2 separate regions of the Homo sapiens genome follow, and region 2 is linked to region 1. A link is a contact called in ENCODE Hi-C or POLR2A ChIA-PET data. All regions are on one chromosome and are shown on one strand. Each heading gives the region's core, a stretch centred on a gene start or an enhancer-like site at or near the end of the contact. The rest is flanking DNA. Distances are from core to core; before and after follow the strand shown.

Evidence for each region. A loop is a pair of places that touch in the nucleus more often than their neighbours do. ChIA-PET counts read pairs that join two places held with the same protein, here RNA polymerase II (POLR2A). Pooled maps may share reads with other maps.
Region 2: a pooled map shows a loop between it and region 1 (2.3-fold over the local background). The contact joins the enhancer-like site here to the promoter of RNF38 in region 1. A Hi-C loop is called at or near these places in 3 of 50 pooled maps. POLR2A ChIA-PET finds 5 or more read pairs at or near these places in 3 of 52 experiments (CD4-positive, alpha-beta T cell, H1 and activated T-cell).

The regions. Positions count from the first base shown.
Region 1 is chr9:36,398,485-36,401,890 of GRCh38, reverse strand. RNF38 (ring finger protein 38) reads left to right here and starts at 1,622. Exons shown (of 12, transcript NM_022781.5): 1 at 1,622-1,794. The coding sequence starts at 1,783. LOC124902152 (a long non-coding RNA gene) reads left to right here. Exons shown (of 2, transcript XR_007061475.1): 2 at 306-426. RefSeq lists silencers at 563-1,022, 1,053-1,382 and an enhancer at 1,593-1,662.
Region 2 is chr9:36,664,713-36,668,221 of GRCh38, reverse strand. It overlaps MELK (maternal embryonic leucine zipper kinase), which reads right to left. Exons shown (of 18, transcript NM_014791.4): 14 at 2,641-2,872. Among named protein-coding and RNA genes, the nearest start is that of MELK, 94 kb to the right of the region's middle. RefSeq lists an enhancer at 2,059-2,158. Within about 2 kb of position 2,206, at least 3 of the 41 ENCODE cell types and tissues checked have a DNase peak (open chromatin) inside an H3K27ac peak, as active enhancers do.

The DNA.
Region 1 (3,406 bases), core at 373-2,872:
ATGCCAAAAGAACTAGAACTTGAAAACCCGAGTTTTCTGTTGACTGGTCCTTAATAATTTTACTCTACCACCCTAAAATATGATCACCATCCTTGCGGGAAACATCTAATTTCTGCTTTAAAAAGTCCACCCCTTCCATGATGTCCTCTTGACTGCCCTCTCTCCTTAAGTCTGATACCACTTTACTATTTTTTCCTTGTATGGATTGTGCTTTTGTGGAAATTTTTATTTTCTCTCTTGTATCGTGATTATCAGGACAGGAGCCAAGCCGGCTTCAATCTTTGTTCTTATTTCCCCTCCCCAAGCGACATCTGAGCAACTGTCACACTTAAGGAAGCCTCGGACAAGTTGGGTTCGAACCTGTTGGCTTGCTGCATTGAGAGACACCTTTGTGTACTGCAATAAAAATTCTTACTTTTCGGGCCACGTGAATGCATTTATGCTGTAAGAACTACGTGAGGTCAGTTACTGTTTGATTGCGGAGTTTTGTAGGTAGGAGGCACGGAACAGTAGCAACAATTTACTAAGAGAAAATCTATAGGAATTGGAACAGGGCCCTGCGGTCCGCAGGGCAGCGGGGGGCGGGCTGGGGCGGGGCTGCGCAGTGGTGCTGCGCGCGGAGCTCTGTTGCCGGAACTGGTCCGAGTCGTGCGCCGGGCCGCGCGCAGCCCCGCCCCGCCCCGCCCCGCCCCCTTCCCCCTCGGGGTGGAAACAAAGGGGGTTCGGCGCGCGGTGCGGAGCCTGGGGGAAAAGGGAGGAGCGCTCCGGTGGTCTGGCGCGCTGGGCTCGCTAGGTTTGTGCTGGCGAGGGGACGGGGTGGGACGGGCGACCCGGACCCAAGAAGTGGGAGGACCGCGCGTGTCGCGGCCTAGCGGCGAGGGGAGTCGCCTGCGCGCGCAGCGGAGGCCAGTGCGCCGGCGCATAGGGAGCCCGGGTCTGTGATCGCCGAGGCGGGGTGAGGCGGGGTGCGGCGGGGCGCGGCGGGGCGGGGAGGGGCGTGGCCGGGCCGGGCCCCTAGTGCGGTGTTGCGGGACGGGGCCGAGGCCCGGTCGGTTGGGGCGTGGGGGCGGAGAGGATGGAGCCTCCGAGGCGTTAGGCGACTCTGTCATCTCTGGGCGTGCAGCCGTCGTTTCCTGGCGCGGCCCGTGTGATGGTGCCGGGAGGAAGGAAGCGCAGTGACAGTGCCTAAGTTGGAGCCGGGGTTCCGGGGGTGAGGAGGCCCGCGGACGGCGGATCTGGCGAGCTGGCCGCGGGCTGGGCGAGCAGTCACAATAGGAGGCGGCGGCCCAGCGAGGATCCGCGGGAGCTGCCCGGCAGGGCGGAGCCTCCCCTCGCAGGTACTGGCCGCCGCGGCCGTTGGCTGCAGCGCGAGGGCGGGACGGGCTGCGGGCCGTTGAGAGCCTGCGGGGCCGCGCCCGAGTCTTGGGCTAAGGTTTGCCTCGGCCGCCCGGCGCTCTTTGTTCCCGCGGTGGCGAGGAGGCGCGGTCTCAGCTCGCGGAGCCGCCGGCCCGCTGCCCGGCAGATGGCCTCGCTCTCTCGCTCCCTCCCTTTTTGCCGAGACGCAGGTGAAATGATGTCACCCAGGAGAACGCGGAACCCGGTCGAAAGGGTCCTCTCTGGCGTCCTTCTGCTTCCGTGGGTTTCTGGATAGGCTGCGTTTTGTTCTCAGGGGATGCAAGTTCTTCCTTTCAGGGTTGAAGCGTGAGAGAGGTTGGTTTTTGAAACGGGAGTGTTTCAGGTTATTGAGGTCCAAAAAGAAATAAAGTTTTTGTTTACGTCTGTATGGCTTGTAAGGTAAAGTATTTTTCTTTGTGTTGCAAAAATGATATATGCTATTATTCAGTAAAAGTTGGGTATGCTAATTCTACCGTAAGTAGAAACACACACATGTAATTATTGCCACCATTATATGAATTGCCATTTCTTTTTTCTTAAGCGGTGGACTTAACGTATGAAAACTTAAATGTATACAAAGCTCATAATACAGTTGTTACCTTAGAGTTGCAAGTCTGCTGTATTCTGTTTGGCCTTGATTGCGAGTGTTGTTATACTTGAAAATTTACCGTAAATTTTTTTCAATAGCAAACAAACCTTGTATGTAGGCTTTAAAAAAAATTCCCTTTTATAGGGACAGTTGGAATCGAAGTAAAATTGTTCCTATCTTCAGGGAACACCGTCTAATGGAAGAAATAGAACTTTTGTAGAGATAATACGAAACCACATACATATAGATGTCAGATCAGGTGTGGGAAGCTGGGACACACTTGGAATAAAAAGATGAAATTTCTGACTGGAAGTTTACCTGGGAATTGTGTCACTTCAGATACTCCTTTCTCTGGGGTTTATAAATATATATTTATAATATATTTATTTATAATATGGTATTATATAATATATTATATATATTTATAATATGGTATATTTCACCTTTTGCAAACCTGCTAATCATACATTGTTCATTCAATTTTAAGTTGATTTTTATGATATTTCTGTAAGACTTATTTCTAAGAGATTTGAAGGCCTTAGCGCCTATAGTTGAATAAGTTCTGCCACAGACTCGTCATGTGGGCCTCAGGCTCTCATCTGTAAAATATAAAAAAAGTTGGACTTAAATAATCTGTGGGTTTTCCACCTCTGACTTCGTCTGTGATTCTAGAAGGTAGTTCGTATTTCCATACTTGTTGGGCTTTATATGCCCATCTTGTTTTTATAGTTAAATTGTCAAGTATTACTCTGGGTGAATATTGAGGAGAATTTTCTCTACTAAAATAACCTAATTTTTGATGAAGAGTAAACAAGATGGCATAGTCAGACATAACTGACTGTTAGCATCATAATGTAGAGTGTAGATCTGTTGTCTCTCTGCCAACAGCATTGGATGAGGCTTTTAATTCATGTTACATTCCTAGGCTGTTTCTGTTTGTGCTCACTTTCTTTTTTTGAGGCTGTGAGTGGAAAGTGTGGGTGAGAAATTCTTATGATAAAAGTTTCTGAAATGATTAGGTACTTGCTCAGTATGGAAAGATTATTGGTCAAGATTATGTCTTCTAGTTTATTCCACCTATTTCTCTGTACTACCTCTAGTTTGGTTTAGGCCACCACCATTTTGTAATTCATCTTGCTGGAAAGGTAGTTCTTAATTAGTCTTGATTGTTGCGTTGTGTTTGTTTTGGTTTTCCTGCTAAGAAAACATGTCAGACAGTTTTCACTTCCATTTTACTCTACTTAACTCACAGCCTTTTCTCTGGAAAGAGCGAACAGATTGTAAACATGGATTTGAACAGTATAGTTCTTGTCTAGTTCATCAGCAAACGTTAATTAATACGACGTTATCTAGAGGAGATAAAGCATTAATACTTGAACTCTATATAGTAAATTAATGAGAGAAATTTAGAATAAACAGATG
Region 2 (3,509 bases), core at 957-3,456, 270 kb before region 1:
TAAAAACAGTTTTCATCTTTGTATACAGACAGTATCTATCACCATACAGAACTGCCCTTCAACAAACTGCCAATGCCTGCATTGTGTAGGAGTGACGAAAATGAAATTTATGTTTATGTCAAAAATAACTCACAATGAAAGTAAAATGCAGGTCTGGGCATGGTGGGCTCACCCCCGTAATCCCAGCACTTTGGGAGGCCGAGGCAGGTGGATCACCTGAGGTCAAGAGTTTCGAGAGCAGCCTGCCCAACATGTTGAAACCCCATCTCTACTAAAAATACAAAAAATTAACCGGGCATGGTGGTGCGCACCTGTAATCCCAGCTACTCAGGAGGCTGAGGCAGGAGAATCTCTTGAACCTGGGAGGCGAAGGTTGCAGTGAGGCAAGATCATGCCACTGCACTCCAGCCTGGGCAACAAGAGTGAAACTCTGTCTCAAAAAAAAGAAGAAAAGAGAAGAGAAGAGGAGAGAAGAGAAAAAAGAAAAGAAAGAAAAATGCAAAGTGCCAGTGGAAGCTAACAATCATGGCTTCAGCCACTTGCTTCCTTAAGTGGCTCGTGTTTAAAAAGAAACAACCAATAATAGCTTTGACCAACACAATCTTTCTCGTCATGACAACATATGTCAACTGATAATATTTCAAGATTATAAAATAAATTCCAAACTACCCATATTGCAAAACCTTCAGAGTTACACAAAAAGTAAAAAATGTCAATAATGGAAGGGATTATGGCATTAAAATTTTTTTTAAATAAAAAAGCCCTGGGCCGGGCACAATGGCCCACGCCTATAATCCCAGAAATTTGGGAGGCTGAAGAGGGCAGATCACCTGAGGTCAGGAGTTTGAGACCAGCCTGACCAATATGGTGAAGCCCTGTCTTCACTAAAAATACGAAAATTAGCTGAGCGTGGTAGCAGGCGCCTGTAATCCCAGCTACTAGGGAGGCTGAGGCAGGAGAATCGCTTGAACCCAGGAGGCAGAGGTTGCAGTGAGCCGAGATCGCACCACTGCACTCCAGCCTGGGCAACAGAGCAAGACTCCAACTCAAAGAAATTAAAAAAAAAAGAAAAAAAGGGGAAAAAAAAGATCGTTGAATGAGCTAAGGTGAGCTGAGGTCCGTTTTATCTCCCTGCCCAATCTCATGAGTCACAAAGGGTACTGTATTTACAGTAAGAGAAACAACAGAACAGAAAGAGACCCTTTCATTGGGAAAGAATGCAATAGCAGCTACCATTGCAGGGTAGAGGCTATCTCACTGAATTCTCATAACAACCACAGGCAGCGCCACCGCACCCCCCCACACACACACCATCACACACACACACACACACACACACACACACACACACACACACACACACACACAAACACAGACATCATCAGGACACCAAACTGGCCTCACATTTTGGCGGAAAGTGTTATTTGAGTTGATGAAATGGAAAATGACGTTAACATAAAAATGGGACTTCTAGCAAATATTCTGGCAAAGTCTTCCGTAATATCTTTATAGACAAGAAGTTAACCCCTCAAACTGGCTATGAGCTCCATTAGTACACTAGAAGCACAATGGCAGGATGTGGTTTCCCAGCAGTTCACATGGCAATGCTCCAGAGTTTAGGTTTGTTAGAATCTTGAAACTTGAGAAGGTCACAATTGGTGGGGGGAAAAAGGCTAATAAAGTTTAGGTAACATTTTTTAAAGTGACATAAACAGGATCACTGTAAATAAAATTCCTTTGGGCTCTAATTTATTAATTCATTACATAAATATGGCCCCTATTATGTACTAGGCATCAGGTCTAGTACTGTGTACTATGTACCAGACAGGTATGGCCCCTACTACAGACCATGCCATGCTGCAATAAACAAGGCAGAGAGTCTCTACTGTCATGACACTTACCACTCTACCCTAGTGAGACCTAGTCTAGAAAACTCAGTTTAGTTCTAGGCACTGTATTCTAAGAGGCAGTCTGATCAAATAGAATGTGTCCAGATGAGGCCAGCAACCAAAACAGTGAAGTATCATAAAGGAAATGGTTTAAATAACTGCTCATGACTAAATTGAAGAGGAAACCAAGGGAAATGAGGAAGTTGTGATAACTGGACAAAGACAGATATCTGGAAGGGCATCATGGATTCACCCTGCCTGCTGAGGACAGGCAGTAATACCATAGGGCAGAACAGGACCAGACACCACAACTGGAGATCCAGATAAGTAAAGGCTCAGCGGAGGCGTCAGCTTGAGTCATAAGTCGGGGTAAATGGGCATGAAAGGTCTAAACCTGGGTATATGACCTTGGGCAAATCACTTCACTCCTTCTGAGTCTCAGGTTTCTTAGCTGTGAAAAAGGGAGTTGGATTAAATGAGCTCTAACTTGCCTTTCAGCTTTGATATCCTAGGATGCTATGATTCAATTTTATAAACGTGAAAAAGAGGAAAAACTTGGTATCATTTGAGAATAAATTGAAATTGACAAATATGCTTTCATTTTAACTAATGCAAATGACATGATAAAAAACAGCTTCACTTCTCCTAGAAATTCCTGAAAGCAATGCTAGTCATTTCTGACCTGCTATATGTTTACTTAACATGGTAAGAAAAATGAAACTTCTTACTGCTTAATTCACTTAGCAAATACCTTTTGAGGGTGTAGTGTAACGATTTGGCGTAGTGAGTATTTCTCTCTTATGCTGGTTCTTATTAACTGGAGTCTTTGGCTCAGGAAACATAAAGTACTCTTCATTCTTTACAGCAGACTTAGGAGTATATACATTTTCTTTGTTCTTTAATTTATTTGCAGGTGTTCTGCATAAGGCTGGAGTTAATGATTTAGATTCCACCCCATTTGATTCTGTCCAGTACTTGGTAAACTGGAAAAAAAAAGTTACTAGATAAAGCACACTGAAGAAGAAAAGTCAATTTCTTTACAACATTCCTTGATCATTTGCAAACTACCTTGTACTATTTTTATTAAAATGAATTATCAAAAGGATATTATTGACATTAGGAAATTTGAAAATATATAGTTTTCTTTAATACATGTAGATCACTTTAGTCTGTTCTATTGACAGTAATTTTCAACATGATACAGGCTGAGTGTATACACATACTCAGATCCTAGGCAATATTGTGAATGGCCACAAATCAATCACTAAGAAATGCTTTCCATACCTAGATAGTCACGGCTTGCCTCTGACATGTACCAAAAAAAAAGTTTAGTCAGCAATTAGGGCAGAAAAAACATGTTAAACTACTCTAACAGAAATATTGGATAAAAAATACTTTTTAATCCTTTTAAATTTATGGTTGAGCTTGCAAGAGAGTAAGTAAAATCCTGAGAGGCCAAACTAAAAACATGAGAATGAATCCAAAGGAGTAACCAAGGCTGAAACTCTCTGCTGCCCTAAGGGCAGCTATCTTCTGCCTCTGATAACCTATAGCATGTGTTTCTACAGCCACAGAAGCCTTGGGCCTCTGCAAGGTGGTGAGTTAGAACCAAAGCTCCCA